Regions from separate parts of the Homo sapiens genome. Here regions 1 and 2 are each linked to region 3. A link is a contact called in ENCODE Hi-C or POLR2A ChIA-PET data. All regions are on one chromosome and are shown on one strand. Each heading gives the region's core, a stretch centred on a gene start or an enhancer-like site at or near the end of the contact. The rest is flanking DNA. Distances are from core to core; before and after follow the strand shown.

Region 1 (2,700 bases), core at 102-2,601, 1.8 Mb after region 3:
GATCAGACCTTTGGACTGGGGGTCCTTCCCTTCACTGTGTCTCAAGTAAGGCACTGGTCTAGAGGAAATAAGGTGAAGTCAGATGATAGCAATACCACTACCAGTGCAGTGGCACATGCCTGCACTCCCAGCTACTACGGAGGCTAAGGTGGGAGGATCACTTGAGCCCAGGAGTTTGAGACCAGCATTTATTTATTTACTAACAGACTAAATAAATAAACCAACAATACCACCAACCAGTAAATGAGAACTTCCATGCTAAACACTTCATGAGCTTATCTGGAAATTGCACCTCTCCTGATAGCAATGAGATTGGTGTGGGAATTCCATTTACTCATAAGAAGACAGCCTCGGCCGGGCTCAGTGGCTCACGCCTGTAATCCCAGTACTTTGGGAGGCGAGGTGGGTGGATCACGAGGTCAAGAGTTCAAGACCAGCCTGGCCAAAATGGTGAAACCCCGTCTCTACTAAAAATAAAAATAATTAGCCAGGGGTGATAGCGGGCGCCTGTAATCCCAGCTACTCGGGAGGCTGAGGCAGAGAACTGCTTGAATCCGGGAGGCGGAGGTTACAGTGAGCCGAGATCGTGCCGCTGCACTCCAGCCTGGGCGACAGAGCGAGACTCTGTCTGAGAAAAAAAAAAATTAAAGAAAAAAACGAAAACAGCCTCACTGGCCAGGAACTCGCCCAGGATCGCGGCCGGGCCAGTATACAGTTGAGCTGGTTCAAACCCGAGGTCTATCATGTCCTTAATGTCCTATCATGTCAGTCAGTTAGCCTGCCTTTCATATTTTCCACACTTACAGGTCACCATAGACTCACCTGAACTGTGAGAAGTAGAGGAAGGCGTCCCAGAGGAGGTGATTTTAAAGCCCAGGTTTGAGATGGGTATGCATTTCCAGGCAAGAGAGCCCGGCCGGTGCAAAAGCAAGGCTTGGCTCACAAACGGGAATGTGGGGGGTGGAGACAGGGAAGGGAGAAGTCAATCCCTGGGCAAGACCTCCTGGAGTCTCTCTAACAAATAAATACTACTTTCCATGCAGTAGACGCTGTTCTAAACACTTTACAAATATTAACTCACTTGGTCTTTCTACAACCCTACGAGGTGGTACTGTTACTATCCCTAGTGCACCGAAGTCACCCAGCGGCCGAGTGAGAACTCCAGTCCAGCTTTCCACCCGCTACTCCGCGCATCCCAGCTTGCCTTACAGCCGGGTACCGGCTCCACCATTTTGCTAGAGAAGGCCGCGGAGGCTCAGAGAGGTGCGCACACTTGCCCTGAGTCACACAGCGAATGCCCTCCGCGGTCCCAACGCAGAGAGAACGAGCCGATCGGCAGCCTGAGCGAGGCAGTGGTTAGGGGGGGCCCCGGCCCCGGCCACTCCCCTCACCCCCTCCCCGCAGAGCGCCGCCCAGGACAGGCTGGGCCCCAGGCCCCGCCCCGAGGTCCTGCCCACACACCCCTGACACACCGGCGTCGCCAGCCAATGGCCGGGGTCCTATAAACGCTACGGTCCGCGCGCTCTCTGGCAAGAGGCAAGAGGTAGCAACAGCGAGCGTGCCGGTCGCTAGTCGCGGGTCCCCGAGTGAGCACGCCAGGGAGCAGGAGACCAAACGACGGGGGTCGGAGTCAGAGTCGCAGTGGGAGTCCCCGGACCGGAGCACGAGCCTGAGCGGGAGAGCGCCGCTCGCACGCCCGTCGCCACCCGCGTACCCGGCGCAGCCAGAGCCACCAGCGCAGCGCTGCCATGGAGCCCAGCAGCAAGGTGAGTCGCGCGCCCGCGGGCCCTCCCGCCAGGAACAAAGGCGCAGACTCCTGCCCGCCTTACGCCGGCCAGGGCCTCCCCCGCCGCCCCGCTGCGCTGTGCGCCCGGGGCGGGCCGCGCGCCTCTCCGAGCCTGGCTCGGTGCGGGTCCCGAGCGCAGCGCCCCGCCGGGCCGCTGGCCGCAGTGGGGATGGGCTTCGGATCTAGCGGGCCGGAGGGCGCCGCGTGCGTAGTTGGCGCCGGCACTGAGCACATGGCCTCCTTCCGGGGGCGCCGCGCCGTCCACGCGGCCCTGCTGGGGCTGGGGACACAGGGCCCGGGAGCGGCACGTCGCACACGACCTCGGCAGCAGCAGCCCAGCCTCGGCCCCTCCCGGTGCGGGGGAGGGGGCCCGAGCGCGGCGCCCATTGGCTGAGCGGGCCGAGCCCCCGGCCCGGCCCCGGCCCCGGCGCGCGGAGGAGTCAGGAGCCGCCCCCGCTCTCCGTCTGCTCCCCTAGCCCGGACGCCCCTGTAGGTGGGCGGCCTGGTGCGAGGTGTCCCACCGGCCTCCCCTACTCCTCCCGCCAGTCCCCCGCGGTGACGAGGCCGAGGCCGAGGGGAGGGCACTTTTCTCCAGGCCCGGGCTCGAACGCGGGGGTTGAGATGAACCTCCGGTCTCGGAGGCTCTCCTTTGCGAGGAGTGCAGGCCCCAAAGCTTTGGCCCAGTCTCGCGGAGATGTGTTCCGCGGAGGCAGGTTTACCCTCGGGGCCAGGCGGGGAGCGCAACCGGAGGGGCGGGGGATCTGGGGGCCAGGAAAGAGCCCCAGGCTGAAGTCTAGCGGGAAGCGCGCACGCCACGGGGTTGGGGAATGAGGGATGGGGACTCTGGGGACCAACAACTCCCTAGATAGGATTTCTTTTTTTCTGTGTAAGTGGGCTTGTCCTGCAGGGCATCT
Region 2 (2,700 bases), core at 180-2,679, 1.5 Mb before region 3:
GGGGAAGATGCTGGGGAGAGAAGGGGGTCATTATAACTTCTCCCTGAGAACCAGTGAGAGGGCAGAGAGATCATCAGCCCAGTTTCCAAAACTCTGTGAGAAAGGGTTGGGGAGGCCATAGGACTAGTTTCCACCGGCCGGCGAGCAAGAGGAGGTGAAATCGTGAGGCAAGTTCCCGGGGTCCTATGTGTAGGAGGAGGCGAAATCATGGGTCCAGTTTCCAAGGGTACATGAGTGAGCTGAGGGGAGGTCACTGGGCTCGTTCCCGGGGACTGATGAGCAAGGGGAAAGGAGGTTGCCGGGCTGGTTCCAAAAGCTGAAGGCCATCCGCTAGAGTAACAGAGATTAGTGTGCTGGTCACAGTACGTGCCTTGAAGACAGGGACGCCGCATTCTGGAGGGACTCATCCAGCTGCAATAAGGTGTCCGCTGACAGAGAGGGGGTGACCCCGGAATGCTGAACTGCTCAAAATAAGGGCTGGAGAGTGGGGAACCCGAGTGGCAGGGCTAGCGGCAGTAGGTCCTTTCCAGGAGTGGGGAAGAGGACTCAAAAGACCATCTCCCTGAGTGCGAGGAAGGTTGTGGGGGTGGAAGAGATGGTGGAGGTGGCGAGGGAATCGGCTGGGGTGGGCAGGGGGGCGTGCCGGTCATAGAAGAAATTCCAGGGCTTCCAGTGAGGCAAGAAAAAGGGTCTCTGGAGAAGCAAGGAGAGTCCAGAGGATGAGAGGATTCGTTGCACCTTTTGCCAGGGTTTGGGCCGGCAGTATGGACAGGGTGGTCGCTGTAACCTTGCCCGGTCGCCAGAGGCAGCTCGAGGTTGAGGAAGGGGCTGAATCCTTTCCTGCAAGGCGGCGGAGACCCAGGAGTGCAGGCAAGGTCGCTATGGTATTTTCCGAGGGGTGAGGGCGACCGGGCTGGAAAATCAATGAGGAAAGGAGAAGTCATGTGGGGGAAGAATGGGCAAGGGAAAGGGGGAGGGGAGGGAGGGAAGTAAAAGGGGGAGTGGGGGACAGAAAGGTAGGTGGACACAGCTGGGGAACAAGAGACAGTGACATCACTAAAAGAATGAAGGCGAAGGTGATGACGCAACTTGGGCGGAGTCAGGAGACTGCAGACGTAACAAGTGGAAGACACTAACGCTCGGGACATAGAGTGCGGACAGAGGCGGTGACGGAAAAGACGAGAGAGGGAGGTGCCTAAGGACGTTCCGTGGAGTGCTTGGGAAAGACGCTAGGCGTTCTAGAGGGCCGGGAAACGGAAAGACTGGAGAAGTTTCCACCCTCACTTTTCCCTCCTGCGCCCCCAGCCGGACCTTACCCATTTCTTCTTATATCGATGTCTCCGCGGGACCGTCGCGAGGTCCACACGCTTCAGCAGCTCCCGGACACCCCTCAGTGTCAGCGCAGCCATATCGGCGTGCTCCACGGGGTAATTCCGACCGGAACCGCGACAGGAGACTCGCGTGTTCCGGGGAGGTGGTGAGCGCCACCCGGCGGGACACGAGCGAAAAAAGGGAAAGGAAATACATCTGACGCTCTCCCAGGACTCCGCGCGCCTCTACAGACTCCGCCCAGCCAGGAGTCCCCTGAAGGCTGCTGGAAAAAGAGCAACCTGGCACCCGGAATAATGACTCTGCCTGGATGCTTAGAGCAGTGCGAGGGACTCCCAAGAAGCCCCTAGCCCACTTGGGGGACCAGGGAGGATTAGGAGTTGGTGGTTGAGTACCGAAAGAGTTAGCTAGGCGAAAAGGGGCGGGAAGGGCCTCCTAGGCCGAAATTGCATGGAGGAAGATCCTTAGGTAGAGGAAAATGAGACCAGGCTTGTAGGCAGAAGCAGATTTGCAGTGAAACAAATGAAGCTTAAGTTTCGGGACCTGGCCGGGCGTGGTGGCTCACGCCTGTAATCCCAGCACTTTGGGAGGCCGAGGCGAGCAGATCACGAGGTCAGGAGATCGAGACCCTCCTGGCTAACACGGTGAAACCCCGTCTCTACCAAAAATACAAAAAATTAGCCGGGCGAGGTTGCTGGCGCCTGCAGTCCCAGCTACTCGGGAAGCTGAGGGATGGCGTGAACCCGGGAGGCGGAGCTTGCAGTGAGCCCAGATCGCGCCACTGCACTCCAGCCTGGGCGACAAAGCGAGACTCCGTCTCAAAAAAAAAAAAAAAAAAAAAAAAAGTGGAGGCGTGAATAACCCACCCCTTGTTTAGCGTACCATCAAGAAATAACCATAAAAATGGGCAAGCAGCCCTTGGAGCTGCTCTATCTATGGACTATCCATTCTTTTATTCTTGTACTTTAATAAACTTGCTCTCACTTTGCATTGCGGACTCGCCCTGAATTCTTTCTTGTGCGAGATCCATGAACCTCTCTTGGGGTCCGGATCGGGACCCCTTTCTGGTAACAATGCCTGTAATCCCAGCCAATCTCCCTGCCTTTTGATCTCCCTGCCTCACTCCTACCCACCCTGATAATTGGCTGTTGAATGATCATTTAAAAACACAGTTTCTGATCATGTCCCTCCTCTCCACTGGATCCCTACTGGTGATGTCAAATGTTGTGGGGCCTAACGCTTCCGCAATTTGAGAAGACATAGTTAAGAAAAATAATACAAAACTTGGCCGGGCGCGGTGGCTCACGCTGCCCCCAGCCGAAAGCTTTTTCTTATTTGGCATTTGAATGTGGAATTTTGGAATTTTCTTAT
Region 3 (2,700 bases), core at 165-2,664:
GACTATGCTTGATTACTGAGGGGCATCTGGGCTAATAGAAGCAAGGTTGATCCCACCTTCCCCTCTCCTCCCCAGCCTGAGTCTTGGGGGCAGGGAAGCTTCTTTTGGCTCCTCCTCCACCAGCTGCAAACTCAGCTTTTTTTCAGCCCTCCTCCAGACAGGAGGGTGTGGGGGTGTGGGGCACAGAGTGCACAACGACTGCAAACAGACACAGCAGTGATGCACCATCATGAGCCAGACCACAGTTTCCATCTTCATGATCACTTCCGGCCCCAGCTCTGGGCCTCTGAACAAGGCAGGGGATAGGAGGCAGATGAGGCTGGAGCCTCCTAGAGCCTCTTAGTCCCAGGTCCAAAGCCTGGGGGGTTCACATTACCCAGACCAGACTGTGACCCCAAAGAAGCAGGGTGATGGAAGTCACCACCCTTTGGGGAAGAGCTCAGATCTGAGACCATGAGGACAGAGAACTTCATTCTAGCTCTCCTGAGCAGCCCGGCCTCCTGTAAACTCTACCCCTGGTTTCAGACACCACTGGCATCCCGGCCAGCAGGGAGCAGCCAGCACCCCCGAGGCTTCCTGTCAGGGACTATGGCTCAATCTCTGGAGCTTTGTTCTTCTTGTGAAGCCTCAGTTCCCAGAACAGGTCATCTGTTCCTCTTCTTCTAGCAGTGAGGCCTCAATACCAAGCTGAGTGAGTGGAGGGAGGAGGGGAATCATGACCCACCATCTCTAAGGATCCCAGGGGCTGAGAATCATTTTCTTCTGCCAGGGGCCAAAGTCCAAAGAAGGAAGGGCTTTGCCTGAGCTCACACAGCAGCTCCACCCCGCCAGCCTTGCCTCTGGCCCTCAGGGTCTCACAGACACTGAGTGACCAGTAGCCATGTTCCACATTTGACCTCCCCATAGCCTAAGTTCACCAGGGAGGATGGCCAAGTTCTAATTCCCAGCCTCTTCTCACCAGGGCCTCCTTAGAGTCCTGGGGCCCACAGAGCCAGCTAAGAAAAACCCGCAGGCAGGGCCCACCCCTCACCTGTATCGCGGGTTGTTGACAAGGCTTCGGAGTGCTGCGGAAAAAGGTTCAGCTTTCCCATGCACGACCAGTCCCAAGGGCTCCATGAGTGAGAAGGGGTTGGGGTGGAGGAGGGAGCCTGGGAGGCCTGGCCAGGCCCTAGAGCTGGTGAGGTTAGCAAGGCCTGAGAGGGAGAAGCAGGGACTTGGGAGGCCTGTTTGCTGAGAAGCTGAAGTTTAGGAGTGGAGCAGGAGAGGCCCAAGCTCCTGAAGGCATCAGAGGCCAGAGGCTCGGGGACAGGAACAGACACAGGGAGGGGGCCAGGAGAAGCTGAGGCTGGAGTGGCCTATGGTCCTGGGAAGAAGCTGGCTGGCTGGCGGCGGCGGCGGCGGCGAAAGAGGCCCTGGCTGGGAGTCTGCCCAGGCAGCCGACGGGGTGGGAAGCCTGTGGGTTTCCATGGAAACTGGAGCTGGCCTGAGAAGAGACTCCACCCATCTCCCGGGCAGGCCCAGGGAAAACTTCAGCCCTTAGAGGGGCATTAAGCGCCATACGAGGGTCTTAGCCCCCGAAGCTGAGCCTGCCCTAGGTTCAGAGTTCAAACTCCTTGCCCTCCTAACCCTTCCCTCCTCCACAGGCACACAGGGTCAGGATCCGGTTAGCCAGGCCGGGGAAACCCCCACTCAACAGGGAAAATCCTCGCCCCCATAGATGGGTCAGGGCCCCGACCTGGCTTGTTTGGGAGGGGACAGTCCCATCCCTGCCAGAGGAGGAGTCACATGAGTTGTCAGCCCTGGCAGAGGTGTCACAGCCTCTGCCATCTCTGAAATGTAACTTTGGGGAAACCTAGGTACTAGAGGTGTAGCCAGCTAGGGACAAGCCCCAGGACACTTGGGTCAGCAAAGGTCACGAGGCTGGACTCGGGGTTCACTGCCGAGTCACTGCCACTTTATAAGGCCTGGTGCCTACCAGCTGAGCCAGTGGGCCTCCCCTCCCCCGCACATAGCCCTGAACTGAGGAAGTCATCCAAGCCCCACCCTAACTCTGCGCCGGGAGCGGAAATGTTTGTCCTTGTCGAGGCCGATGGGGAGACAACAGAGCCATGACGTGTTCCTTCCTGTGGGCCCAGACTCTGGATTCCTGAGCCACCACCCCCGCAGCCTCAAGATCTCCCCCTAACCTAGGCCTCTGTGACTTGTTCACGAATGGCCAGTCATCTGGCCATTCCACAAGGGGAGAAAATGGGCCCTGGCTCAAGAGTCCTGGGGTAGGACAAAGCCTTTCTGACCACAGCCTTGCTCTACATCTGCCCCTCTGTTGCCTGCGCTTAGGAAGTTTGCCTCTAAGCTGCAAGACCCTGTCGGCCGCTCTCCCTGATGACTCAGGGGCACCCCATGCTCAGCACATGCTCACAGCAACAATGCTCTCAGGTTAAGCCAGAGCCAGACTGGAGGGAGGGATCCTGGGAGGGAGGAGTGTTTGCTCTAGCAACCCATGGCAACTCCACAACACAGGTCTTTCCCCTCCCACTTGCCCTTCAGGCCAGCGGGGCCAGGGCTGTGCAGCCAGGACAGAACTCAGAAGCCAAAGCCTGCGGGTGACTCAGGTGCCTGAGGGAGTTTCGGGAGCAGAGGGCAGCCATCTCAGAACTGATTCTGGAGGAAGTGGGATCAGAGGCCAAAGGCAGAAGGTGG

The links. Hi-C counts contacts between places; a loop is a spot of excess contacts on that map. ChIA-PET counts read pairs that join two places held with the same protein, here RNA polymerase II (POLR2A). Pooled maps may share reads with other maps.
Region 1: a loop to region 3 is called in a map of CD8-positive, alpha-beta T cell, with 6 times the contacts of the local background. The contact joins the promoter of SLC2A1-DT here to the promoter of BTBD19 in region 3. A Hi-C loop is called at or near these places in 1 of 168 maps with a recorded cell type or tissue (CD8-positive, alpha-beta T cell), 1 of 37 single-sample maps with no recorded cell type and 8 of 50 pooled maps. POLR2A ChIA-PET finds 5 or more read pairs at or near these places in 2 of 52 experiments (WTC11 and naive thymus-derived CD4-positive, alpha-beta T cell).
Region 2: a map with no recorded cell type shows a loop between it and region 3 (11-fold over the local background). The contact joins the promoter of NSUN4 here to the promoter of BTBD19 in region 3. A Hi-C loop is called at or near these places in 4 of 37 single-sample maps with no recorded cell type and 5 of 50 pooled maps.

Annotation. Positions count from the first base shown.
Region 1 is chr1:42,957,700-42,960,399 of GRCh38, reverse strand. It overlaps SLC2A1-DT (SLC2A1 divergent transcript), which reads right to left and starts at 1,351. Exons shown (of 4, transcript NR_033967.1): 1 at 823-1,351. SLC2A1 (solute carrier family 2 member 1) reads left to right here and starts at 1,532. Exons shown (of 10, transcript NM_006516.4): 1 at 1,532-1,766. The coding sequence starts at 1,749. RefSeq lists silencers at 1,176-1,359, 1,232-1,641, 1,772-2,411.
Region 2 is chr1:46,339,536-46,342,235 of GRCh38, reverse strand. NSUN4 (NOP2/Sun RNA methyltransferase 4) reads right to left here and starts at 1,429. Exons shown (of 6, transcript NM_199044.4): 1 at 1,317-1,429. The coding sequence starts at 1,409. RefSeq lists enhancers at 142-231, 1,359-1,568, 2,229-2,700.
Region 3 is chr1:44,807,237-44,809,936 of GRCh38, reverse strand. BTBD19 (BTB domain containing 19) reads right to left here and starts at 1,414. Exons shown (of 8, transcript NM_001136537.3): 1 at 1,031-1,414. The coding sequence starts at 1,116. DYNLT4 (dynein light chain Tctex-type 4) reads left to right here and starts at 2,586. Exons shown (of 3, transcript NM_001377534.1): 1 at 2,586-2,612. RefSeq lists enhancers at 260-869, 1,150-1,519, 716-1,565, 1,900-2,149, 1,624-2,700 and 1 more.